Linked DNA regions of Homo sapiens: region 1 is linked to region 2. Evidence: chromatin loops called from intact Hi-C (ENCODE). Cell type or tissue: heart left ventricle. All regions are shown on one strand. Each heading gives the region's core, and the rest is flanking DNA. Links, peaks and the distances in the headings are about the cores only. Region 1 holds the start of SMCO4 (single-pass membrane protein with coiled-coil domains 4). Region 2 holds the start of DEUP1 (deuterosome assembly protein 1).

Region 1 (14,900 bases), core at 6,878-9,377, 220 kb before region 2:
GACTGGGAGCCCCGTGAGACTTGTGTAGGGAATGTGGCAGGAGACAGGGGAGAAGTACAGAAACTGGGAAAAAGGATCAATGCTTTGGCCTGAAAAAAATCAATCTCTTGCTGATTGAGAGAATCAAGCGGTTTTGATCTCTCAATCCTACAGGGTACTTGTAGCAAATACAAAAGGAATAAGACACAATTCCTGTCCTCAGGGAGTTTAGTTTTTACTGGAGGAGGCCAGACACACACTCCACACCAGGCAATACCTGGATATGTTCAAGGAGTAGTGGCGTAATAAGTGGAAATTCAGAGGATGGGGAGAGAACTGGGGTCTAAGAAAGCTTTTTGGAGAAGGGGAGACTTGAGCCAAACCTTGAGGAATGGGTGGGATTTGGAATGCAGAAAGGGGAGGCCCTTAGGTGGAGGGGCCCTGTGGGCAAGGTGTGACAGTCAGGGGACAGTGAGTAGGGGGCCTGCCTGGCTGACACAAAGGAGTGAGTGGTAGAGAAAATGTTGGAAAGGAAGGAGAAATAGAAATGTGGTGAAAGCTTGACCAGTTGTGTGACTTTATATGATCTTTTGCCTTAGTGTCTTCATCCCTAAATGGCCATAATAAGCCTAGTCGTGGTTTTCATGAAGTTAAATGGGGTGCTTGATATGAAAGCTTTCTATTGTGTGGGGCTTCAAAAAAAGGTCAGTTCTTGCTTTCCCGACTGAGGCACTTGGACACTATCCTGTAGGCTATGTGGTGCCAGCAGGGTTCGTGAGCAGGAAAAGGAACTTCAAAAGCCTGGCAGAGAGAGAACGATGGAGGAGGATATGAGAGGGGCCGGTGGACAGCCAATCCAATCCTGCTGTGTTGGAGGCTGGCGAGCTCTAATGGGATATGCTGAGGTCCTGGGTGGGGTCTATTACCAGAATGGGAAGCCCTTCAGTCATCTTTCAGATCCTGGTTGAGGCCGTGAGATCGTGCTTGAAATCTTTTCCTAAAAGCTCCACAGAGCCAGCAGGCAGTAGGGGGCTGCCAACCCCCAGACCCTCAAGTGGGAGCGGACTCTGGGATAGAAAGTGAGGGACTCTACCCTCCCTTATAAATCATTATTGCCAGCCAGTCTTCAGTCTGGCTGAAATTTAGTGGGTATATTAAAAATGCATCCAGGCACAATAAAGCCTAGTTTGGGGTTTAAAATATAGCTTGTCAGATGAGTATTTAGTGGTGTGTTTTAATATGCATAAGTGCAAACCGGAATTTAATATGTAGGCTAAAGTACACATTAGCAATTTCGTAAGTGATCTCAAATTGCAGCGTACAGAAGCAACTTGATGGGAGGGTGGGTTGAGGGGGAAAAAGGGAAATAGAATACCGTTAAACTTTGGGATTATTTTTTTCTTTATTCCCCTAAGTAGGACTTTACATAATTCCCAGGTGAATTTGTTATGGAGTTGCCTTTTATTTATTTATTTCTTATTTGTTTTTGTTTTATTGAGCTAATGAATGCTAATTCGTAGAACATAAAATTAGCTTTTTTGCCATATGTAATTCATTACCATCCAGTACCATCACAGTGCTGTTCCATCATCACCTCTATCAATTTCCAACACATTTTCATCACCCCAAAAGGAAATCCTGTACCCATTATGGGGTCAATCCCCCCATTAAGCTGTCACTCCCTGTTTCCCCCTCGCTGCAGGCCCTTGCAACCACCAATCTGCTTTCTGCCTCTCTGGATCCACCTATTCTGGATCTCTCTCTCTTTCTCTCTCTTTTTGCTCTTGTTTTGTCCTATGGTTTGTATAAGTTTGTGTTTTTCTGGACTTAGGCAATGCCTGCTGCTTTGGAAGTATTCAGAAGTTGCAATGCTGGGAACCAAGATGTCAGGTTATTGAAAGGAGAGGAACTACCAGATAGAACCTGGCTTTGTAGAGCAAATAAAGGTAAGGCTAGGAGGCTTGGTCCTACCAAGATTTTCCTAAGAGGGCTAGTGACTTTTTGGTATTATAGGCTTGGCAGTCTGATGAAGCCCTTGGACTACTTAGAATAATGTTTTGAAGAAACTAAAGCATACAGATTACCAAGGAAACCAGTTATGTTAAGATGCAGCTTTAAAATATTAAAGTATCTGGTGATCAAGTAATATATATGCTTCTTTATTAACACATTGAATAACAAGATCTAGCTTGGGTCTACTAACACTGTAATTTTAAAGCAGTGAAAGGTGTAAATTATGTTTTGAGATCTGCAACACTGTAACATGATATGAAAATATCTGATTTCTACTGGTAGCAAATTCATGGGAATTGCTAATAATACTGTGGTTTGTTACCAACATTCATAAATAAGCAACCATGAATGGAAGTTAGTACAAACAAAGATATAATTTTTGCCCATCTGAGTTTATACACAGACTTATTAAGAACTCCTGCTCTGGGATCAATTGTTTCTAATCCATTTTCAGCCATAGACCCCTTTGAGAATCTGATCAAAGCTGCCTGTAGACCATCTCACTGGGAAAATAAACTCATCAGCAGATATAAAAATTATATCTTATCTGTTGAACCCTGACACCCACCCATGAACCATGTCCAAGTCTCTGGACCTCAGATTAAGAACTTCAGTTTTAGATGTACTATCAGCAAAAAGCACTGTCCCATTTAGAATTCTTTGCCTGTAAATAACAGAAATGGACTTTGGAACCATGTGGTTTTAGAGGCTTTTTGTAGCAGAAGCTCTGGACAGTCTTGTCTACATCCCATGCCTGGAATGAGTAAGCTCCATCTGTGGCCAGGCCTTTGACGTTCTGGTCACTGTTGACACATCTGAATAGTCTAGCTTGGGTAGGGTGTCCCTCAATCCCTTCACTAGGGGAAAGTTGCACACCTTGATGAAATAACCCAGCAGGCTGTATATAATAAGGAAGAATAATTTCCTAAAAGGAATTTGAGGCACTATTACAAAAAAAAAATTAAATTGATGTGGACATGAGGTAGGCAAAAGAGAAAACAAAGTCCTGTTAAAAGTAATAATGTGGGCCAGGTGCGGTGGCTCACGCCTGTAATCCCAGCACTTTGGGAGGCTGAGGCAGGTGGATCACCTGAGGTTAGGACTTTGGGACCAGCCTAAACGACATGGTGAAACCCTGTCTCTACTAAAAATACAAAAATTAGCCGGGCTTGTTAGCGGGTGCCTGTAATCCCAGCTACTCAGGAGGCTGAGGCAGGAGAATCGCTTGAACCCGGGAGACAGAGGTTGCAGTGAGCCGAGATCACGCCATTGTACTACAGCCTGGGGAACAGATCGAGACTCTGTCTCAAAAATAATAATAATAATAATAATAATAATAATAATAATAATAATAACGTGGCTGGGCACGGTGGCCTACGCCTGTAATCCCAGCACTTTGGGAGGCCGAGGTGGGTGGATCACCTGAGGCTGGGAGTTTGAAACCAGCCTGGCCAACAGGGTGAAACCCCATCTCTACTAAAAATACAAAAATTAGCTGGCTGTGGTGGTGCATGCCTGTAATCCCAATTACTTGGAAGGCTTGAACCCTGGAGGAGGAGATTGCAGTGAGCCGAGATTGTGCCACTGCACTTCAGCCTGAGCGACAGAGTGAAACTGTGTCTCAAAAAAAAAAAAAAAAAAAAAAGTAGTGATGAGTACTGACTTTTTTTTAAATTATAAAACATACTTTTTGGAAACATTTTAGTGTTTCCAAAGTCAGAATATGGCTCTATGGCTCTCAATATATGTAAACATTGAAAGCAGCCATTTTTCACCCCTCAAAAAGTAAACTGTTGTTCAATGACTGTTGCATCTTAGAGTTGAGGAGTCTCAGAACCTAGGAATTGTGTCCTTAACAAAGTCAATCAAAGCGATACCAGATGGATTCCTTCAAGTTTCAGGAAGTACTTCTACACCAATGCTCTTCATACCATTTTCTTTCCATCTCTGCACTTCTAAATCATGCTTACTTTGCCTAATTTGGCTCTTATTTCACATCAGATGTTTAGTACACTACTAAATGCTGAAAATTCAATCCCATTAAACAGGTGTTTGTTGAATGGTGGCTATGAATCAAGTTCTCTTGTAGACACTATGAGCATTAAAAAAGGAGAGTTAGATAGAGCCATCCGCTCTCCAGGCACTGACAGTTTAGGTGCAGAGACTGCATATGCACAGGAACTAGCAAAATACTCACCTGGAGTAAAATACTCACCTAAGTGCTGCAGCTGAGGGGAGTCAGGAATTCAGAGAGCAGAGTGTGGGTTGGATAGAGAAGGAAGCCCCTGTGGAAGAAGCTGGGGACTCCCTGTCTTGCCTCTGCACCTCTGGGGAGACAGGGCCCCAAGACTCCTCTCTGAAAGCAATGATGCACCGAGAAGTTGCACTTCTTGTCCTGATCATTGTCCGAGACATAGAGAAGCCTTGGGTGAGGAGGACCACGTCCCCAGGAGGTTCCTCACTGGGCCAATACCTGTTCATCTCTTTGGTCAAACTTTCAGATCACTTCCAGAAAGGTCTTCTCTGACCTTTCAATATAAAACTTGTTCTCTTTATAAAACTTTCTCATAGAACCTTGTTCTTTCTCTTCAGCACGCTTAACATCATTTGTAAAATTTGTAATTATATACATTTTTTCTCTCCACTGATCTGTGAGTTTCTCTAGGGAAGGAAAGGAGTATATGTCTTTTTTGCTTTTATATTCACACAACTCGATAAATTGCCTGCATGTACTAGGTGTTCCGTAAATACATGTGAAGTGATTGAAGAGTTAAGTATAGACTAGAAACGTTCTCATTGCTTTCTGATAAAGATGAAGCTCCCTTGGGGAAAAAGACATAGTTGATAGGAAACACCTTTGATGTTAAAAAATGTGCCAGACCAAAAGGTACAGCTGGTATATGAGTCACTAATGAAGATCTTGTGGTTATAGGTTTGAAAGTTAAGGTAATTAAGTGTTATTTTTTACTTTGGGATTTAAAAATGATAGTGGGCTATTTACAGCCTATGGAATAAAAGTGGAGCTCCCCTGCTCCCTTCTAAACACACCAACAGTTCCATTTTTGTTTTTTCTTCTCTGCCACATACTTTCCCTGAAAAAATAAAATAAAAATAAAAATAAAAAAAATTCAGGGTCTCACTGTCACCCAGGCTGGAGTGCAATGGTGCGATAACAGCTCACTGTAGCCTCAAATTCCTGAGCTCAAGTGCTCCTCCTGCCTCAGCCCCCCAAGTAGCTGGGACTACCAGGGTGTGCCACCACGCCTGGCTATTTTTATTTTTTAATTTTTTAAAATTTTTTGTAGAGATGCGGTTTCACCATGTTGCCCAGGCTGATCTCGAACTCCTGAGCTCAAGCGGTCCTCCTACCTCAGTCTCCCAAATTGTTGGGATTACAGGCATGAGGCACCATGCCTGGCCGAGTTCCACCTTTAATGATACACCCTGGGGAGTTGTGATTTTAGTGTGGTCTTACTTTCTCAAGCAAAACCCCCCAAAATTCTGAAAGGAGTTAGAAGAGCATGAAGACAGGCATGTTAATGACGCTCTTATTTCTTTTGAAATAGAAACTTGACATTTGCCAGCAGGGAGAAAGTTGTGGAGAAATTTAAAGGGTTCACTGGTGTTCTTGGCTTGAGAGCATGCTTTGGTTGCCGGCAGCAGGGGTAGAGTAGGAATTCCTTCCCATTCTTTAGCTAGAGACTTAAATTTCAGAAAACAGGGCAGTAAGCATGAAGATTTGGGTTGAACTTTTCAGTAGCGCTCTGGTGCTTTTTTCAAACGAAAGCAGAGATCTTAAAACTTTTCCTTATATGGGATTTCACAGCTTTATGAAAATGGGCATGCTTACTTAATTTCCAAGAATAGGTATAATTTTGTTTGAAGTCTTTAAAAGAATTACTACCAGTGAGAAAAAGACATTTTTATTATAACACTTGATACTTACATAAATGTACAGGACTTCAAGCTCTACGGCTTCTTAAATCCAAGAAGCTGGTAGTTTTCCCTCTTAACTTAGGGAGGGTAAGTTTTACCTCTTGGCCAAACATGATGGTTTGTGTCTGTAATCACAGCACTTCGGGAGGCTGAGGTGGAAGGATCACTTGAGCCCAGGAGTTCAAGAACAGCCTGGGCAACATAGTGAGACCTTGTCTCAACATAAAAAAAAAAAAAATAAATAAATTAGTTAAGCATGGTGGTGCATGCCTGTGGTCCAAGCTACTGGGGAGGCTGAGGCAGGAGGATCGTTTGAGCCCAGGAGGTTGAAGCTGCAGTGAGATGTGATTGTGCCACTGCACTCCAGCCTGGGCAACAGAGTGAGACCCTGACTCAAAAAAATTTTTTTTACCTCTTTCCTAGTTCTAGAAAAGTCTTTCCATAATGTTGGCTTCTGGGAATTCATATCAGATTTAACTTCAGGTAACACCAATCAAGCACCTGAACTATGACCAAAGAGGTTAAGGTTAATTAAGTATTTGAACTTTGTATTTAACCAGGCTTGGGGTGAATTGCTTAAACGTTCTAAGTCTTATTTTCCTTCTTTGTAAAACAGGGATTAAGAACAATATCTCCTCTTAGGGTTAAGTAGCTCCCCTACGGTGGAAGAGTGTTGGGGACACCCAAGGACTCTCCCTGCCATAAGTACACACACATGCATGTGAGTGTACACACACACTCATGGCCACTGACCATAAGGCAGGGGAATAGAGTCTCAGGGCAGGAAAACTAAGGACTTCCTAGAAGCAAATCAAACGGAAAAACCCCAACTTTCTACGACCAAGTAAATAACTCTGTAACTCTACTTCAGCTATGACAGGAAATAACCTCTTCATACGCATAGAGTGTACACCAAATAAATAACTTTGCAACTTCACTTCAGCCTCTTTATTTATGCAGGGTATACACCAAGTAACCAGTGGGAAACCTCTAGAGGGTATTTAAGCCCCAGAAAATTCTGTACCCAGGGCCCTTGAGCCACCTGCTTGAGGCTGTTCCCACCCTGTAGAGTTTCATTTTCAATAAATTTCTGCTTTTGTTGCTTCACTCTTTCCTTGCTTTGTTTGTGTGTTTTCTCCAGTTCTTTGTTCAAATGTTCGAAATGCCAAGAACCTGGACCCTCCACTGGTAACAACCAGACCTCAAGTCCAGGTCTTCCTTGTGGACAGGACAGAACCAAGGCCCAGCTCCCTCCTGACCCACAGCCACAGATGTGATTCTGGCAGTGAAGTCCCCTTAACCCCATGTTTTAACCACTGGAGTTAAATGACTGCCAAGTAGGTATGAGGCAGAAAAGGAAACAGGCTACATGATTAAAACATGAGAAACAACAAAACAACAACAGTTGATTTTCTGATGGGTCTGAAGCCTTTGCAGGGATTGTCCAGGTCTCTGAGATTATAAAGTGAGAATTTCTGAGGCTTTCAGATTTCATAGACCAAAACCATTACAAAAACATTTTGGGAGTGGGAATGGAAACTGAGGCTGTCAACTTTTTATTTTGCCAAAAAATGACCAAAACAAAAAACCCACATCCAAATGATTACAAATATAATAATCATTGATACAAGAATTGCATACATTTAGCTTTACATTGCTCTGATTACTCTCATTTTACCTCTGAGTTGTGAAAAACCTGTCTGTGGATTTGCAGCCATCGGCAGATAACTCTGGAACTTCTGCTACAGAGAATGCACAGCCAGGCATGAACAGGGGCCAAGGGAGTAGGTTTATGAACATACATTCCTGACCTCAGCTCCTGGCAGCTGCAGTCAGGCAGCAGTTTTGAGGGTTCCTACTTCTGCAAACATTCTGAGACATGCAGACCACCATTCTAGGCCTCCCCCTCTTACTTCATTACTTGCATAATTTATCCCTCAAGGACAGTACAGCATAGCACAACACATGGCTTATCTCTGATGCACAAGGTTGTGTTTCTTCATTTATCCTGCACACGAGTCTTTGTCCTCCCCACAGCATCACAAAGGGACCCAGCAGAGAGAATCTTCCACAGCCTACACTCATTATATTCTCTTTGTCTTTTCTCCTTCTTCCTACAAAGTTAATATCACATGGATTAAGTCAGAAGACTCACAAGGCTTATATTATTCATTCATTTGTTTGCTCATTTATTGATTGATTTAATACATATTTATTGAGTTCCTGTATGCACCAGGCTCCATGCTAGGTATTGAAGGTATAGTAGTGGGCAAGCAAACGCAGTCCCTTTTCTCGTGGAGGGAGAATTCGAGAGACACAAACACATGAGAATATGTAACTATAAAAATATGATGAGAACAGTGAAAAAAACAAGGAGTGTCATGAAAGCGTGCAACAGATGGGGTGGTTAAGAAAAGCTTCTCTGAGAAGACGACATTTAAGGCAAGGCCCGAGAGATTATGTAGTGGACATTCACTGGTTTTGTTATCCTTGATCAACTTTCCCTTCTTTGGTAACAATGCCCTGATGATTATGTTTGGAGGCTTTCATTCAAGGTGTCCTGTTCTTCTCTGGCTGAGGGTAGGCATGTGGCCAAGCTAACCAAGGCTGACGTTCTTCTAGGGTTTGGAATCTTGAGTGGAGTGATGCAAAAACAGAAAAACCAGAGTGGCTTGTTCCACTGGTTGAGCCTCAACAAGGTGTCTGTTAGGAATCAAATCTCCATAAGATTCCTGAGCTGTTTGGTCTTTGAGCTTTCCAAAACTTGGCTGAAGAGACTGAGAGCTACCTCTATGTGCACCAAATTTTTTTGTTTACATTATTTCCCAAATAATGTACCACAGAACTCTAATGGGTTCTGGAAAGCGGGATTTAGCAAAGTGAAGAGTTTGGGAAAGAGCACGTCAGTGGAAGGAACAGCATGTGGAAGGGGCTTTCTGTGAAGAAGAGAAGAGCTTGCTGGTTTGGGGAACAGAAAGAAAGCCAGTTGGGCAAAGTGTGCTGAGTGAGGGGCAGAACAGTACCAATATCTCTGTAGGGGCAAGCTGCACCAGACCTCATGGGGCCATGTATAATCGTTTAGATTTTATCACCAGCACATAGGAAAGTTACAGACATATTTTGAGCATGGGAAGAATATTTTAAATAGCAAAAATGTCACAAAGGAAAAACAGAAGAGTTCAACTAACAGCGTAAAGAACTGTGAATTGGTCATCCCAGTTCTGCTCTGAGCCAGCTCCAGGACCTTGGATATTTGTAAGGCTCTGATGATTTCTCTTAGCCCCAGTTTTCTCATCTGTAAAATGAGGTGGTGGGTTAGATGATCTCTAACTCCATCTCTGATGTTTCGTGATCTATGATAAAACCATGCCAATAAATGTAATTGTCATTAAGGAGCTTACAATCAAGTGGGAGAGATAAACACACCTAACCTCTATGATACCTGCTGTTGATGTTCCAGGGAGTTCTAACGTTTAAAGCTTTTGGTAGCTTACAAGCTGATTTTGCCAGCCCATTGTTATGTTGACTGCCAAAGGATTTTAAACAGTACTAGGCTCAGTAACCAATTCAATGAAGAACTTTCAAAGAGGGTATTTACATGAAGTGTGATGCTCTGCTAAGCTTAGATTTAGTGACTTCAACTGAATGCTTCATAACAGAAAACGCTAGCAAGAGTACTGATTCTTGGGTGAATTTCATCTAGAACTTGTAACTGCAGGAGTGCCTGTGAGTGATCTGTGTGTCAGTTATCTATTACTGTATAACAAACCACCCTAACACTTAGTGATTTGAAACAACCACCATTTTATTTCTCACAATTCCTGGGTTGGCTGGACTATTTTTGGCTGGCTTTCCCTGGAGCTCACTCATGTGGCTGAGAGCTGGTGGGCTGCATAGCTGGGACAGCAAGGCTTTCTCTTCTCAGGGTCTTTCCTCTTCAAGGAGTTGGACCAGGTTTCTTCATGGCAGTCTCAGGATAGCATTTCAAGAAAGCAAGGAGCAAGGCACAAGTGCACATCGAAAGCCCCTGCTTGTGTCATATTTGTTCATGTCCCAGTAGCTAAAGGAAGTCACAAGGCCAACTCCAGGGTCAACGTGGGAGGGAGCTACAGAAGGACAACTCAGTAGGGGTGATTCATTAGAAGCCATTAGTGTAAAATGTGTAAACTTTTCCTCTGAGACTTGCATTGCAAGATACACAACTCTAACCTATAAAGGATGACACTTTCTTTTTCTTTTCTCTCTCTCTCTCTTTTTTTTTTTTTTTTTTTTTGAGACAGAGTTTCACTCTTGTTGCCCAGGCTGGAGTGCAGTGGCATGATCTCAGCTCACTACAACCTCCGCCTTCTGGGTTCAGGTGATTCTCCTGCCTCAGGCCTCCCAAGTAGCTGGGATTATAGGTGCCTGCCACCACGCCCAGCTAGTTTTTGTATTTTCAGTAGAGACGGGGTTCATCGTGTTGGCCAGGTTGATCCCGAACTCCTGACCTCAGGTGATCCACCCACCTCGGCCTCCCAAAGTGCAGGGATTACAGGGGTAAGCCACCACGCCCAGCCAAGGATGGCACTTTCACAGACACAATATCTATGTTATTACTACTATAAGGGAGCATGTGGAGTCACCTTATTAAGGGACTGAGTCCTACATCAGTGGCTCTGCTTGCCTCATAAAATTATTCATTAATTTTTAGCAGTGGCCTTGGGAAGTTGTGTACATAATATTTAGAGGAAAATGGCATTTACAATGATAATGAATTAAAGCAATTCACACGGCAGTACCACTGCCCCAATTTAAACCTTGAGGCTTGCTAATTTCATATTTAGCTGCATCCCATATGCTCCCAATCCCTCTGCCCTAGTGTGGAGCTACAGCTCAAACTCCTTTGAAGGTAGGAAACTTACCTCACACACGCGTGTTCCCCTCATTCTTTCAGCGCATAGAACACTAAAAAGATGCTCCTTAAATACATGCTAAATAAACTGATCAATAGTTGCCTTTTATTAAATATCTTTGTGTTTCAGGTATTTCCTTATTTCCTTCACAGACCGGATCATGAATGATCTCCCAATGTGACAAGGTCTTATTCTCCACAGTTTACCGTTGAGGGGACTGAGGTGCAGAAAGCCCAAGGTGTATGCAGCCCAATCCCCTCTGATCCCACTCTACTGCATTGCTGCCTTTTGTACGCAGCAGGAAGGACACTTCCTGTAAAAATGAAAAAAAAAGCCTTAAGTTGTTTGAGAGAGGGTCAGGAAGAAAACAGGAAGAGCCAGTAGACTGCAGGTGCTTTCAAAGGGCTCCCTGTCTTTGACATCCCTAAAATAAAAACTTGTTAATTAAGAGATTGGCCACAGAAATCCAGGTGGAAAACCTGCAGAAGAGTGGGTTCCACAATTCTTCAAAACAGAACAAAAAAACCCCAAGACTTGTTATATTTTTACCGGTGGAGGGGAAGAGGTTACAGGAGTGGCCTTGCTCCCCGGGCTGGCCTTGCTGAGCAGGTGACAATACCACACATATAAAGGTTTTAAGGTGAAAAGGTAGTCAATATTTTACATTTCGAAGATAGTTTTTAAAATCACCTACTGCATCAGTAGTAATACAACAATAACTACCATTTACATACCACCGCACACATCGGGGCTGCGTAAAGAACTTTATAGTGCACCATCTCAATTAATTCTCACAACTCTGTGAAGTAGGTTTTATTATTCTTAATTTATAGACGTGTTCACTGTGGGCCAGGGAGATGAGCTTTCCCGCGATTGCCCAGCTTTTAAGAGGTAGATCTCAAACCTAAACGTGTTTGACCAAAAGCCCTGAATAACATTTAGCCGTGGGCCTCTTGCGGATTTGGCGCTGGTCCGAGGTGGGGAATTGTGAATCTCATTTATTTATGCTGAGCTGCGCACACATATGCACGTGTAAGTTACAAAAAACAAATCCAGGTCAGGATCTCTGTCCGCTTGAGGTTTCAAAGCCTACTTGGGTAGACAGCGGTAAAAGTCTCAACTCATTCATCTACTCGTTTGCTCTCTTCACAAGTATTTATTGCGCACTTCAGTATTCCAGACAGGGCGCTAACCTTGCCCTGGAGGAGAGAATGGTGAACACAACAGACATGGCGTTTGCCTCCAACTATCCCCTTTCCGATTCTGCTATCTCACGGGCGAGGCGTTCAAAGAAGCAGGAAATATATCAACAAGGGGGTGACTTAAGCACCCGCTGCGCGGGAGCCGGAGGAAGCGCGCTGAGCCTGCAGAGGTGGTCAGGGCGAACTTCCTGGAGGCAGCGGCAGCAGCAGGCCGGGCGAGAACCCAGGTCGCTCGGAAGCGACAGTCTGAGCCGGGAACGGGGAAGAGGGGGCGGGAGCCGAGGCCCGGGCGGGGGCAGCCAGCGAGTTAGGGTTAGGACGGGAGGATTCGGCTTCCCGGCGGCAGAGGGCGCCTGGCGCTGCGGTCTGGCGCGCCAGAGTCGCCCGCGCGGGCGCCGAGAGGAGAGGCGAGGCGGGGAGCGCAAGCGGCGGCGGCCACTGCCACGTATTCCCGGCAGTGGTGGCGGCGGCGGCGGCGGCGCCCGCGGGCAGGTGGGCTGGGAGCGGCGCGGCGGCGGCGGCGGCGGGGCGGGCGAGCCGGCGGGCGGGCGCGGGGCACGGGGCACCGGGCACCGGGCGGGGGTGCGGCGCCGGGACAGTACGGTTCCCGCCACGCCGGCTCCGCCTCCGCGCAGTGCTGCTGACCCAGGCCTGGGCGCCCGGCGGGTCCCGAGCGCAACTCGTGCGGGCGGGGTTGGGGGCCCGAGGGACTCGAGCTCGCCTGCCCGTCGCGGCTCGAGACGCTGCATCCCGGTTGCTGCGGGGCGGGGGCTGGGAAAAGTTGGGGCGGACCGCGAGCCCGCGGGGCCGGGCGGGAAGTGCGGGTGCGGGGCGGACTCAGGGGCCGGGGGACGCAGTGCAAAGGGCTTGGGCCGGGGCGGCCGGGAGGGCCCCGTATGGGAAGGTGGGAAACGCGGGTCCTTTGAGGACGCCGAGAAAGGGGTGCGCTCAGGGTCTCTGGGAGTGGACAAGAGTCCGGCGGCGGACCTTGCGGGTGAGAAGGGTCGGCGCCTGGGGGTCGGGGAGTAGAGGTGAGGCGGGGGCGGGATAGAGCCTTCCTCCTCCCCCGTTCTTTCGGGACCGACCCTGAGACCCGGGGCAGGCTCCGAGCTGGGTACGCCTCTGGCATCTGAAGACCCAGTGGGGAGTTCCTGTACGGGGTGGGTGGAGGAGGGAGCTGAGCGTTGCTTCCTCTGCTGCTGGGGCCGACTACCGCCCCTCCCCAGCGGCCAGATTCACCTCAGACTGCAGTGCTTTTGCCCTGAGGAAGTTGAGGAGGGACAGCTGAGCGGATGAGATGTTTGGGGTGTTCCAAGATGAGTGGGATTAGGCTGCATGATATCATAACTATCTCCGGGAGCTGTCAGAAAACACTCCCATGTCCTCATACACCCACCCATCCACTCATCCAGTCAGTACTGCCAAGCTCCAGGCTCCCTTGCTCTTTAAGTGACACCTCTAGATCCCCAGAGCCCAACAGCGCATCTGCTCACAGCCTCGAGGGTGGCAAGGGTGGAAGACATGGCCTGCTAGTGTCTGCGTAGGTTGGTGCTTTCAGAAACAAGTGGTTCTGGAGGTGCTGGATGCTTTATTAGAACAACCTGTGTGGAGCCCGTTGACAATGCAGATGACTCATGTTGGCTTTTTTTTTTTCCCCTTTACAAATAAACTTTGTATTCAAGACACCAGTATGCCTGGTCATTTGCAGCAGTGATACGGCAAGAGACCCATAGTGGGCTTCTTGAGCCCTTATTCTCGTCCTAGATGTGTTAGCAAGAAGTTTGACCTTGGATGAGTCACTTGCTCTCTCTGGACTTCTGTTTTCTTATCTGTCACATGGGGTATAAAGAGAGAGCTCGACAGTGTGATGTAGACAGGAGTAGGTTTCTGAGGGACACAGTGAAATCTTTTTTCTTGTAAGGCTGGATCAGCCACAGAAAATAAGCCTTAGCCTGTTCTTATAAAGAAATTAGCTTAGATTTAAAATAAAATATGAGAAGAAATATTGCAAAAAGCAAAACAACAAAAAACTAATAGTAGTTGGTACTCGATTTACAACATGAATACTGTTCTTATGCTTGCAGTTAGTGTACTTGGTTGTCCAGCTATCTACTATAAAGTTGCTCATTGTGCTTAGAAAGTGTGTATTTCACCTGTGGACCCGAATTTTTTCTTATTGTTTAATCTTCAAGCTTGGAGTGGACGCTCAAGCTTGGAGTTGGATTGGTCCTGCTGGGGTTTGTCTGAAGAACATCCTCAGGGTCTCTCATTGCATAATATTATAGGTTTCCTTCTGTCTGACTGATGCTGGGGTCCTTGTACAACTATGCTTCTGCCATCTTTTCCATTCTGGCTTGAGAAGTGGTGAGCTGGTTCCTCTTGCCTCTGGCATGCCCAGACTTCTCATTTCTTTTCAGATGAGTGTAGTAAAAGGCAAGCAGTGAGTTAGAGGCAGCACATTAAAAATTGCTCCAGGCAATCATCTGTGTCCCCTCCACCCCGCTCCTGTCCCCTAGACCCCCTGGGCAACTTCTCACTAGAGCTTCCTGGTCATAAGCTGGCCTTGACATTTTGGGTGCTGAGGGCCATCACAGCATTGAAGTGACTTGGCCAGGGTCACACCACACATTAATGATCAAGCCATGGTGCTGGAAGAAGAGGAATTTTTTTTGTGTGTGTATTTTGTCATAACTGAATGTTCCTGTTCTTGTCCATTAGTAGCTTTCAAAATCCATATTGGGTTTGACCACATCATTTTCAGTAATCCTTTTTTGTCAGCTTTTTGGAAGCTGCAGTTAGTGGTTCTCTCTGAGTTTGAGGTAGTGGTATTTTATTATTAAACAATTTTTTCCAAATATTTTTTAAACTACTTTCCTTT
Region 2 (13,318 bases), core at 1-2,500:
TTTTTGAGACGGAGTCTAGCTCTGTGGCCCAGGCTGGAGTGCAGAGGCACGATCTCAGCTCACTGCAACCTCTGCCTCCCAGGTTCTAGCGATTCTCCCACCTCAGCCTCCTGAGTAGCTGGGACAGGCAATCGCCACCATGCCCGGCTAATTTTTGTATTTTTAGTAGGGACGGGGTTTCGCATGTTGATCAGGCTGGTCTCGAACTCCTGACCTCGTGATCCACCCACCTCGGCCTCCCAAACTTGAGTTTTTTGTTTAGCGACCCCTATGCATTTACGATATTGACTTAGTGATTTATTGAAATATGTGGTACGGACTAAAATGAGCATCCATTTACTACTTATTGAATAATAGCTTGTACTACGTTGTTCGCAAACGGCTCAGTACATGAGAATGAGTAAAACAGAATTCCCATTAAAAGAGAAATTCTAGCCAGATGTTCTCAAACTTTCTATTCTTGTGGTTCCCCTAAAGGTGTGCCTTTATTTGAGTACATTCTTTCTTTGGCCCTATCTGGGTTTTGTTAGGATGACTATAACTATGAGATTTAGGACAAAAAGGCTAAGAATGCCTTTAAAAAGAAATCTTGAAATTCTTCAATGGCTCTATGGGCACTGGCTCACCTCTTGACAAAATAGGGATGTTAGCATTTGCCTAAAGTAAAAAAAAAAAAAAAGTTTTTCTCAGTAACACAATTTTAGTTAAAAAATAATCTATGACGATAACTGGAGAAAGTATTGAAAAGGACTTCAACTCCTCCGAATCACTGAATAAAAGTCAATTAAAGAACATTCAAGGAGGTAGAAAGAGGAGGAAGATTCGAGCTCACATCACTTCCAAATCGAAGAGTTTTAAGAGAGACCCTGGAATTAAGAGAGACAGAGCGGAGAGGAGCAGGGATGGTGAAGGAAAACTTGACCAGAAGGAGCAGACCAATAAATGGTTTTGTAGATTCTCAAATATCTCACTTAAACGTCAGGGAAACTGAGGCACAGACAAGTTAAGTGGCTTGCCCAAGGCCACACAACTGAAGCCCAGTCCTTCTAACTTAGGGCGCAGCTCTGCTCTGGATTTGCAAGCGCGGGCCTCCCCTCCCAGCCTCTGTCCCCGCGCCACGCGCCCCTCCAGGACCCGCGCTCGGTTCAAGCCCAGCCTCCCGCAGAGCGGCCGCCCTTTTGGGGTTCCCCTGTCCCGCTCGAGGACCCGCGCAGCCTGGCCTTTGGGTGAGGGTCAGGGGCGAGGCGGGGCCGGGAAGGCCAGGAGCCATTACCTGCGCTGCGCCGCGCTCGCCCGAGAGGTCTGAGGCGAGGGCGCAGGACCGCGTATGTCACCTCCCGCCCCGCCAGGCCCGCCCCAAGGGGCCCCGCCACCCGCCGCCGCGCTCCCGCCGCCTGGGCCCTCCCGCCGCGCGACCAACGAGGCAGTTGGGCCTCTCCCTCCCCGCGCGCGGCGCCGCCGCGTGTTGCCATGGGGACGTCGCGGCCCGAACTCGTGGCCGTCGGAGTGGGGGATGGGCGCGGCGGCGGCGGCAGGCGCTGCCCTGTGCGGCTCCTCGGCTGCCTCCAACCTCACCCCGCGCGAGCGCGACCTCGCTGTCCCGCAGTTATACGTCCAGTGCCCCCTCTATTCTGGGTCCTTTCCTCTTTGTAGTCCCACTGCCTACCCCAAGGCTGGGCACCCAAGCTGCAGCCCGGAAATACTTGTTGAATGAATGAACCAAATAGATCACGAAGGAACTGTAAACCGCTGGGGAGTTCATCATCCAGGTTCCTTAAATCCCCTTGGCCCTCTTTCCTCTTACCCAAATTTGAAGTGGCATGAAAAAGAAATAAACTTCGGGTAAAGAGAACTGCTTTTATCTCCGTTCACCCTAGCGTCTTCCAGCTGGGAGGAGCTGGATTTCACCGCTCAGCCCCTGGTTCCTGTGGTGATAACAGCATCAGCTTGTACCTGACTTTCCCGTCAAGCGCGATGGGTCCTTAAAACACTGCCAGTCAGGCGAACGGACAGTGTTGCCTCCCTTCAGGGAGAAGAGAATAGCTTCTAAGAGGAGAAGCTGGAACGAAACTCAACGGGACTGATTCCAGATTCTTTCCTTTTTCCACCAAATTCCAAGAGTCATTGATGACAGATTTTCTGTCTCCATTTCATAGAGGAAATAATAGGAAAGAATATATGTTTTCCAACTGACATCTTGAGTGATTTGTTTTAAGCACTTGAATTTTGTATTTGATTTATTTTAACCAAATAATTCCTTCCTAACACATGGAGTCGACTACTTAATTCTTAAAGTCTTTTATTTGCACTTTACTTTCATCACTTTAACGCTAATTTGCTACTTTAATATTCTATGAATTTAATGCGCACCCACATCCCTCCGTCCAGGTCCCATCTGAATTTTATAAAACCATTATGCTGTTTCTTGACAAATTGAGCTTCATAGATGAATTGTATACGGTCACCTGGGATATCAGTTCTAACAGGTGTTTCATAGCTCTCATGTTTGCATGAAGAGAGTGACTGTGTTATCTTAACTTGAAACTTTTCATTATTCTGAAAACGCGTATATTCTTTATTCTTATCTGAATTGAATGGGTCAATGTATTTTTTCTAACCCAAGGAAGGGAAAATGGAACTAGGAACGAAATTTAATGAAATCTCAGGATGCCCAAGATCACTAAGGCTATGTAACATTGCTAAGTGCTTCCATGTTCATTATTTCTTTAGAGGCTCAGAAATACACTCAGCAAGTGTATCAGGTGTTATTAATAGCTTCTTTCAGAAGATTAGGAAACCCAGGCTTAGAGAGAATGAAGGATATGTCCATGGATTTGTCCATGGATTTGCACTTGAAATGGATGATACATCAAGATGTAAACCTAGATCATCTTACTCCAAATCCAGTGTTCTCCAAACATTAAGGTTGAGTCGGTTTCTTTAGCAGTCAGGATCTTCCTTAGCAAACTGTAGGTTTAATGTTTTCCTTTTTTTTTTTTTTTTTGAGACGGAGTCTCGCTCTGTTGCCCAGGCTGGAGTGCAGTGGTGCCATCTCGGCTCACTGCAAGCTCCGCCTCCTGGGTTCACGCCATTCTTCTGCCTCAGCCTCCCGAGTAGCTGGGACTACAGGCACCCGCCACCACGCCCGGCTAATTTTTTGTATTTTTAGAAGAGACGGGGTTTCACCGTGTTAGCCAGGATGGTCTCGAACTCCTGACCTCGTGATCCACCCGGCTCGGCCTCCCAAAGTGCTGGGATTACAGGAGTCAGCCACCGCGCCCGGCCAGGTTTCATGTTTTCACATAGAAGAATAGGTGCAGGGGAATGCTTGCAAAAACATTTAAGAAGACACATACTATAATGGATTTTAGGAAAATTTAAATATAGAATAGGAACATCCCATTCAATTTAATACGAATAAAGGTTTTCATTTCAGGATGAGAGTTAAGATTTAAAATGCAAATACCTGTTCCCTACCCTGCTAGTAAGAAGTAACAGTAAAGACTTGAATTCACCTTGAAATGTCCTTATTATTAGATATTTTCAGGTAAGTTTGTTTTGAAAGGGATGAGACCAGGAAAGCTCCAGTCTAAAGGAGAGGAAGAGTGTGGCCAGGGTGGAAATCTTCCTAAACAGGGTTAGTGAGAGTTGACAAGAGAGCTTAGTCATGAAAGAAAATTGGAGGACATGGCAAAATGAGGATAAGATAAAATGTAACCGGAAATGGTCAAAGGAGAATATAGGGGGCATAAATGGATGAAGAATAAGGATGACCTTTGGAAGAAAAGCTAAGGGACCAATTATAGGGAATAAATAATAAAGCAATAGGCTAAACCTTTAAAATTTAAAAACCTTCATAACAAAATCATTTCATGGGAAAATTTATAATAGCAATATAGTAAATGAATGTGCAACTTTAGCATATGCGTGGCTATATAAAATAACTTCATGTCTGTCTTTGTATCAACAAGGAAATATTTATTTTTATATTTTTTAAAAAGCAAGTTTAAAAATTATATATATTCATTATAATTTTAAAAACTAAGTATACCATTATGCATAGAACATACCTTAAAAATTTTTTTAAAACAATTATGATGAAATAATCATAGAATTGTAAGAAACTGTAGAGGAGATACAGTCTAACCCAGGGGTCCCCAACCCCTGGGCTGCATACTGGTACTGGCCAGTGGCCTGTTAGGAACCTGGCCACACAGCAGGAGGTGAGCAGCGGGCAAGCATTACGGCCTGAGCTTTGCCTCCTGTCAGATCAGTGGTGGCATTAGATTCTCATAGAAGCGCGAATCCTATTGTGAACTGCACATGCCAGGGATCTAGTTTGTGCACTCCTTATGAGAATTTAATGCCTGATGATCTGACATGGAACAGTTTCATCCTGAAACCATACCCCCTGGTGCCAAAAAGGTTGGGGACTGCTGGTCTAACCTCTTCATTTTGGATGTGAAGAAACTCAGATCCAAAGAGTTATAATTATTTGATTAGTCTCATTGTTAGTTAATGGCAAACATTTTCAAAGGAATTTTCTGGAGATGCTTAATACACATTCTAGTTGAGAAAATAACCATTCAGCAGGAAGAGATTCAGTATTTAGAACTAAGATCACCTAGAGCAGCACTGTCCAATGGAAATATAATGCAAGCCACTTGTATAATTTTAAATATTCTAGTAGTCAAATTTTAAAAAGTAAAAAACAGATAAAGTTTATTTTAATAACACATTTATTTCATCTAATATATCTAAAATATCATTTTAACACCTAGTCAATATAAAAATTATTGAGATATTTTATATATTTTTTGCATAGTTTTTACTTAAAGCTGAATCAGTTCATTCTGGCCACATGTAGGTGCTTCATAGTCACACATGACTGGTGGCTATCATATTGGACAGGGAAGCTGGAGAACATGGGTGCCTGGTCAATGTCCTAAAGCTCTTCATTAAAGTGTGAAGGGCAATGCAAAGAGAGAGATTCTTAATTATTTGGGGGTGATTTGAGAGAGATTTTGAAAATGTCCTACCTCAGTATCCTTACCAACCTGCTCTGGGCTGCGATAGGCATTAGACGTCTGAAGAGAAATACATAAATTTGAGCCCTTAACCAGGCAGCATGAGGCCTTTCATTGTGTCATGCCTGCTAGGCCTGTCAATCATCACTATCAGGGCTGCTTCTCCTCCTGATGGGACTTTAGAAGCGCCAGGTTTCACTTGAGGATCAGAAAACAAAGCCAAATTCTTTGAAAAAATGGCTATTATGATTTCTAAAATTCTCTACTTTTACTTTTTATGGACTTTTAGAGTTTCGACACTGTGGTTTTGAAAATGTCATCCTTTTTCAGATATTAAGGGGAGCTAAAGGAGAAAGATTTTTGTATAGTCGTGAGCTAAAGTTTTAAAGATGTAATACTTATTTCCTGGAGCCATTCATGACTAGGACAATGTTGAAGTGAAAGGGCCCTAATGGGAAAAACAAATTTGTAACCAGAGAGGAAAGTTGGGCCTGCCTGCTTAATGGCCTCTTTTCACTTGGGTCAACTTCTTCTCTGAGCTCAACTCTGCAGAAACCTTTCGGGTCACTAGCTAATATGATGGAAATTACTGGGTCAAAATATAGGAAAAGACATGAACCTAGAGAAGTGAGCCCAGCACTTAAGGCTGCTTTCAAAGGCATTTGATGCTCTGGAAGAAACAGCTGCAAAACTGAGCAGCCGTTTGATAGTCTTGTGAAAAAAAGGGGCAGAAGACAAAGCCTGGGCTCAATAAATAAATAAACATCCCCTGTCTTTAAGCTGGGGCTCCAGATGACTTTACCCTCAGGAAAATGGTGAGGTGGAAATAAATCGGTACTCCTACTGACTCACAGCCAGCTTGCAATCATCTGTAATTTGGGACAACCTCCATCTTTGAACTCAGAATAGGGTCATACTAGACTGGTAGGTTAAGATACCTGGAAGAAGCAAGCAGGAATTTTCCTAGAAATAACTTCTCAAATACAAAGGCCAGAACAAAAAGAAAAATAGAAATTCTAAAACTAGAAAAAAATTACTAATAACCAAAAATAAGAACACAACAGATATGAATAATGATAGATTTGGTACAGGTGAAGGGATAACCTGTGAATTGGAAAACAGAACAGAAAAAAGTATCCAGATTGAAAAATAATAAAATATTTTATTATGAAGTTTTTTATAACTTTGGTACTTATTAATAGAATTATTTGTTGTTATGAAAGTAAAAATAGATAATATATGTGCAAGTATTTAATACATGCCCTAGCACATAGGAAGAACTCAAAAAGTATTTGTTGAATTTGAAATTTAAAAAAATTAATTTGTTGATTTTGCAGGTAATCTCTGTCATCTTATATAACTTCCATTTCTTTGCCAAAATTTTCAAGCTTCTCTTTTACTTTTTTATTTCAACTTTTAAAGCATATTAATAAGAATTTTCTATTTTATTTTGCGTGTTATGATTCCAGTCTCTAAAATATTTTGGATATATTACTGCTAGCTCTTACTCATGTTGTCTTTTTTCTTGTGTGGGTTTATAATTTTTAACTATGAGATACTTTTGAGGGGAAGCTTTATTTCTGGGACATCTTTGAGGCCAGGATGGAGGCTGAATTTTTTGATTTTGCATTTTCTTATGAGAATTGTCTGGGGGTATCACCAACTCTAAACTACTTTACATTAATTTTTTTTACAGGAGCTTTTCCAGACAACACAGGTAATATGATGAATGAAAAATAAGTGTTAGAGTCAGCTTATGATACAAATTTCCAAAACTTTTTTTTTCCTTTTCTTAGTTTTTCTTCACCCAGTGCCAAAGTCAAAATAGGCATGTTTTCTACTGTTGAATTTTTCTGCCTTTTTAAAAAAAATCAGCTTTTTATTTTAGAACAGTTTTAGATTTACATAAAATTATTAGCATAGTACAGAGGGCTCCCATCTACCCCACATCCAGTAGCCTCTATTATTAACATCTTACATTAGTCTGGTCTATTTGTTACAATTAATAAACTGATACTGATAATATTAACCAAAATTAATACTTTATTCAGATTTTCTTGGTTTTTACCTAATGTCCTTTCAGTTGCAGGACACCACACTAAATAGTGGTCATGTCTCCTTAGGCACTTTTTGGCTGTGACAGTTTCCAAGAGTTTTGTAATGATCTTGGCAGTTTTGAAGAGAGCTGTTAGGTACTTTATGGAATGTCCCTTAATTGAAATTTGTCTGCAGTTTTTCTCATGATTAGATTGGAAGGAAACTCACAGAAATTAACTGCCATTTTCATCACATTGTATCAAGGGTACATACTATCAACTTGATTTATGACTGTTGATGTTGACCTTGATCATCGGGTTGAGATGGTGTTTGTCAGCTCTCTCCGGTGTAAAGTTACTCTTTCCCCCACTTCCATACTGTACTTTTTGAATGGAAGTCATTGTGTGCAGCACACGCTTCAGGGGTAGGGAGTTATGCTCTGCCTTCCAAAGGGTAAAGTGTATATATCAATTATTTGGAATTCTGCATGGAAGATTTGTCTCATCTCCCACATTTATTTATATCAGTATGGACACATGGATATTTATTGTATACTTTGAATTATAATCCAAGGCTACTTTGTTTGAGAAAATAAACAAATTTAGTTTCTCATATTATTCCAGCTGTGGTCATTGGGAGCTCTTCCAGTTGGCTCCCATGTTCCTTTGACATACCTCATCATTGTGGGATTTTTGGTTTTGAGAACTTCATTACTTTCTATCATTATAGGATGTCCCAGTCTCATCTTGTATATGTATATTTCCTGCTCCTGCAATCAGCTCTGTCTTCAGGGAGCACTTATTAACAATGAATTATAAACCAGTACCTGGGCACTAGGAACACTCCTTGCGACTTGATTATTCTTGTTCCTAAACCCTCTCAGCTGACAGAACAAGGAAATATATTTGTGTAATACTGACCTTTGTATATACAAATAACTGTAAGTATTTCTATATGTAACCATTTGTATCTAAACAGACATGAGTTTATCTAAGCTAAAAGGACATGAGTTCACACTGTTATCTCCAACTCTGTTACACAGATTGTTCTAGCTTCTTCCCCTTACTTATCTGTAAATTCCTACTCCAATGGTAAAAAAGTGGCTTCCCATGATCTTCCATCCATTTACTTAACTGCACAACTGCTGTATAGGTGTATAACACTAACAGAATTGTTAACCTGTACCATATGGAACAGGACATTATCAATTAGAGTACAGTGCATATATATAGTAAATTTTGCCTTTAGCCTCAATAGATTTCACTCATTTCCAAAGTTACTTAAATCAGTACCTTTTCCGTCTTCCTCTTTTAGTGAAGTTGTTTTACAAATCTGTAATACAGTTAGGATGTTTTGTCACATTCTCCATTCTCTTTTGGGATCTTCTGGCCTCCTAAATATTTTTTAAATTTGCATACACTAAGGTTCACGATTTGAGACTCATTTACTTTTTTTTTTTTTTTTTTTTGAGACAGGGTCTTGGTCTATTGCCCAGGCTGGAGTACAGTGGCATGATCTCAGCTCACTGCAGTCTTGACCTCCTGGGCTCAGGCAATCCTCCCACCTCGGCCTCCTGAGTAACTGAGACCACAGGCATATGCCACCATGCTCAGCTGATTTGTTTATTTTCTGTTGAGACAGGTCTCTCTGTGATGACCAGGCTGGTCTTGAACTTCTGAGTTCAAGTGAATCTCCTGCCTCAGCCTCCCAAAGTTTTGGGATTATAGGTGTGAGCCACTGTGCCTGATCTTATTTACTTTTACAGTGAAGGTAGGCTTTTGGAATCCCAGTTTTATGCAGAAGTCTGTTGAAATCTTCACCTGGGCTGGTCTTGGGCCCTATGTCTTATTATCCTTCTGCACGTAGCCACCACAGTGTAAGCAGAAACACTCAGAGCAAAAGTTTCTTTTAGCATTCACTCCCTTGTTGGGGTTCCTCTTCTCACTTCTCACATAACTTAGGTTATGAAATCTATTGATTCTATTATTTCATTCAAACTCAGTAAGATATTTACATTTTTATAATGTTTTATTTGTTTCAATTAGATTGTTCAGCGTATCTAATCAAACATGCTACCAGAATTGGAAGTCCTTTTTACATTATTTAATTTTTAAAAAATATTTCATTATCTATAAACATCTTTTAAGTTTCCTCAGCTCTTTATTTTTGGAAACAAAATGGGGAAATTATGAATGAGTTAAATAAATAATGATTCAAGATCAGATTCCATCTGTTATAAATAGTGATGTTCGAGAAAAATTAAAGAATACAATATAGCCACTTATAAAATAAGAGAACATGTCTTTAAAATACATTTAGAACAAGAGTTTTGTATTAGGAAATTCAACTGTTATTTTTGTTGTTATTATTTAATTTTACTGAAATGACTTCCATGAATTGAGAATTAATTTCTGTATATCTCTGAGTGTCATGTTTTCTGGTTACCCTATAAACAATGTTAATATGCAGTTGGCTGAATAAAATTGAGCTAGGAATATATGAGCAAATACTTCAAACAAATATTAATAAATAAACATTCTGTCATTACCTTGAGACTGCGGCACCTGTTTTAGAGAGATACCAATGTTTTACCCATTTTAGTGTCAGCCTTCAATGATCAGGTGGAACAACATGCAGGCTGAAGAAAAATGACTCTCAGTGTCCTCATTACTTAGGTTTGTGCTGTAAGACCACTCGTCATGTTGCCACCATTATGCCTTTTTTTTTGTTTTTGGTATAAAGCATGTTAGCATTGTTGCTGCTGCTGTTGAATATATGTGGTAATACCTATTATAAAACATTATTCTAGGACACATCTGAGGAACATGAGCTTGCCACATACAGTAGAAAATAACAACAACAATTTTTTCTTTTCCTTTTCCCAGACTAAGATTATAAAACTCTTAGACATGTTTCAGTTGCTTACACATGAAACCTAGTTCATAATGTCCTCACATACAGTAGCATTTATTCCCCATATGGTTGCACTTCAAAATGCAATGATTTTGTAAAAACCTTGTTAGAAAACAACTTTTGATAATTTTGGGGAGTTATCTTCTCTAAAGAGTAAATTTACATCATTCTGTTGGAACATTTCAGAATGTCACCTGAAAAGGATACCTATCTTCAGTCTGAGGTGACCTCAACACCCAGAAACCCAGATTATCTCTGAAAGTGTGTAAATTGCTTTGTAAAGAAGGCATCAGTCTAATTATCACAGTGTTGTGTTAAAATCCACCATGCAGTCCTATTTCTGAACTGACTGGGAGAAATTCCTCAGCTTGACGTAAATCCTCAGATGATAGAGAGCAATCATTGTGAGAAGAAACCACATTCCCTTTTCTTTCTCTTTTCATGATTAAATGTTTCAATTGCATTTTCTTATTTTAACTAGGTATCAGTCACTTGCCCGTTGATAGCTGAATTAAGTTTGTAAACCATGAAGGAAAGGAAAATGTTTTTTCATCTTACTTAATCTTTTTTTTCATTCCAGTACTGATTGAAAAAAGAATCAATAGCAGTAAGCCCTCCCAGGCAGGAAAAAATATTTAATTTCATTTTACATCTTTTAAAATTGTGAATATTTTTCTTTTCTTGAATCTTCCTCTTTTTTTTGAACATACAATATGAGAAAACAACTCTACAAATGATTTATTTCTAAGAAAGCCAGCTGAGCATTGTAGAAAGAATGTGGACTTTGCATTCAGACAACAAGAATTTGAATCCCAAATCTGCCTTTTAATAGCTAAATGAGTATGGCTAATTTATTTGCCCTCATCAAAAATTAGTTCCCTTGTTTCTACAGTGGGAATAGCAATACTTACAGGACTGTAGTAAAGATTAAATTAGGTCAGTTATGTATATAACACACCTATCAGGTAGCGTCATTATTGTTATTGCTATTATTACTATTATTTATTATATAACTATTCTGTTGTTTTAAAAAATATTCAGAGAGAATAAGTATATGGCTTCCTTTAGAAACAAATTAGCCAGAACAAGTTGTAACGATAAAGAGCTTACCCAGAAGACACTTGAATGGTATATATTGAATAGTGATAAAGGGGAAGTGAAAAGATAATTAAATTAATTGATTGCTAAAGTATTTTTGCCCAGTTAAAAGTCAAAACTAGGGGGTTAAGTGAAGACTTTCTGCATGTCTGAATTTTATATATTCACTCATTCATTTATTCAAAACTGCATATTTATGTAACATTAACTATATGCTAGGCATTGTGAAAGAAGAAAGATCAAGGGTTAGGAGCATGCAAAGAGAATTTCATCTAAATAATTATAGTACTTTTTTCAAACCACAAACATACAAAAAGATGTTCACTGCCACCAATAGTTAAATAATATAAATTAATAAAATTATAAGATACTTTCTCTTATAGGATTGCAAAAAATTAGAAAGACTAGTAACATTTAAAATTGGCAAAGATACAGGCATACTCTCATCCACTGTTTGGAGGTGTGTAAATTATTACAATTATTTTTGGCAATATTTGAGTAATTTGAAAATATTTATCTAAATTTAAAATGTGCATAGCTAGCAATTCTAAGAATTTATCTTACAGAAATAATATCATGGGAACATAAAGATATCTTTAGATCTAAAGATATCTTTAGAACATAATGATATATTTTCTCTTTAGGGACAGAGAGGGAGCCAGAGAGGTTTACTGCAGTATTGTTTATAATCACATAAAAGGGAAGGAGGAGTGCAACAGAATAGTATATTCCTATATTTACACTCACATGTCTGTTGGCAGAGGACCTTAGTCCCTTACAACATGGACCTCTCTATAGGGCTAATTGAGCATACTTATGCCATGGCAACTGACTTCTTGCAGAGAAAGTCATGTAAAAGAGAGAAAGATATATGCTGCCCCCACAAAAAAATAATAAGTAATAAGTATGTGAGGTAATGCATATGTTAATTAGCTTAATTTAGCCATTCTACAATATATACATATTTAAAAACATGTTGTACATGGTAAATACATACAATTTTTATTTGTAGTTTAAAAACTAATTAAAAACAAGAAAGCTGCAATACCTTTTATGACCTAGTCTCAGAAGTCACACAATATCATTTCTACAATATTCTGTCAATTAGCACTGAATCCCCAAATCCAGTCTAAGCTCAAGAGGTGGCAAATTAGGCTTCAGTTTTTGGAGGGAGAAGTGTTGAATAATCTGTGGACATATTTTAAAACTATTCCTCTTTGTCCTCTGGCTACAAATTATTTACATTCTTCATACATGGAAAATATATTCACCCTCTTCCATACCAACTCCCAGTGCCAGGTCTTAATCTTTTACAACATCAGCTAAAAGTCTAGAAATTTGCCATCTTAATCAGACCTAAATGTGAATGCGGCTTCTCTAGTGTTTTTTAAGTGCAGCTCCTTGAGTACAGTGCCTTTTAACTCAAGGCCTGTGGGTTTAAGAGACAAGTTACCCACATACTCATCCAACATGCATAAGATAACTGTAGACAATCCTGTTCAAATAGTGGAAAAATGGGAAGCCTAAAGCAATCACTGGTCCATAGCAATTCTGAAATCCACCCAGGCACATGTTCAATGTTTCTTGATTCTAACTCAAGGAACTTCCTAGGAATGGTTCTCCATGGCTCTTGGCTGTATCCTTTGGTTTATTGGTTCTCTCCTCTGATTAATCTTTCCTTCCTCTTGAAAGATAGACTGTTTTGGAGCTGTGCCGTTTTCTCAGGAAAACTTTGGAATTTCAAATACCTCTTTTCATTGTGTACTATCTCTGTTCCCTTCAGTCTAAGCTGATGGCATTTCTGTCAATATCATTATTCTTAGAAACTTTCTGAATCCCCTATGAACCTTATTTGAGCTCACTTCATTAGACAAAAGTCATACCCCAAAATATTTTCAAGGAAAGTTATTCTCTACTTTGGGCTTCTGCTGAACTGTGGAAGGACAATACCCTTAAGCTTGTTCAAAGCTCTGTTGTTTCACTGAGTGGTTCTCAGAGGCACCATCTTACATCTTTCTGAGGTTGTAAACAAAGTATTTTGCAGCCACACTCTCATCTTCATCTCTGGAACATATCTTTCCATCAGTGCCCTGAATTTGATTTTTGCTGGGAAGCCATGACTTTATTTTAGGTTTGTTTGCCATCTAGAGATGGTGGAGATTTTCAAAACTATCAAGTAATGGCTTCTCACATTTAGCAATTCTTCTTTTAGTTTATCTCCTTCCTCTCACATTCAGTATCAA

The links. Peaks named below come from ENCODE experiments on the same cell type or tissue, not always from the same donor. Only the 100,000 strongest peaks of a DNase experiment are listed, where the experiment ranks them.
Region 1: it touches region 2 in a loop (2.9-fold over the local background); 6 of 110 quality-filtered maps call a loop at or near these places.

Annotation. Positions count from the first base shown.
Region 1 is chr11:93,540,890-93,555,789 of GRCh38, reverse strand. SMCO4 (single-pass membrane protein with coiled-coil domains 4) reads left to right here and starts at 12,399. Exons shown (of 3, transcript NM_020179.3): 1 at 12,399-12,514. RefSeq lists silencers at 12,199-12,328, 12,489-12,538, 12,669-12,908. In heart left ventricle, for the core only: no CTCF peak of the experiment used is centred there; no DNase peak of the experiment used is centred there.
Region 2 is chr11:93,318,728-93,332,045 of GRCh38, reverse strand. DEUP1 (deuterosome assembly protein 1) reads right to left here and starts at 1,304. Exons shown (of 14, transcript NM_181645.4): 1 at 1,274-1,304. RefSeq lists an enhancer at 1,164-1,665. In heart left ventricle, for the core only: no CTCF peak of the experiment used is centred there; DNase peaks (open chromatin) are centred at 1,138 and 1,495; H3K4me3 peaks cover 1,111 bases; H3K27me3 peaks cover 1,086 bases.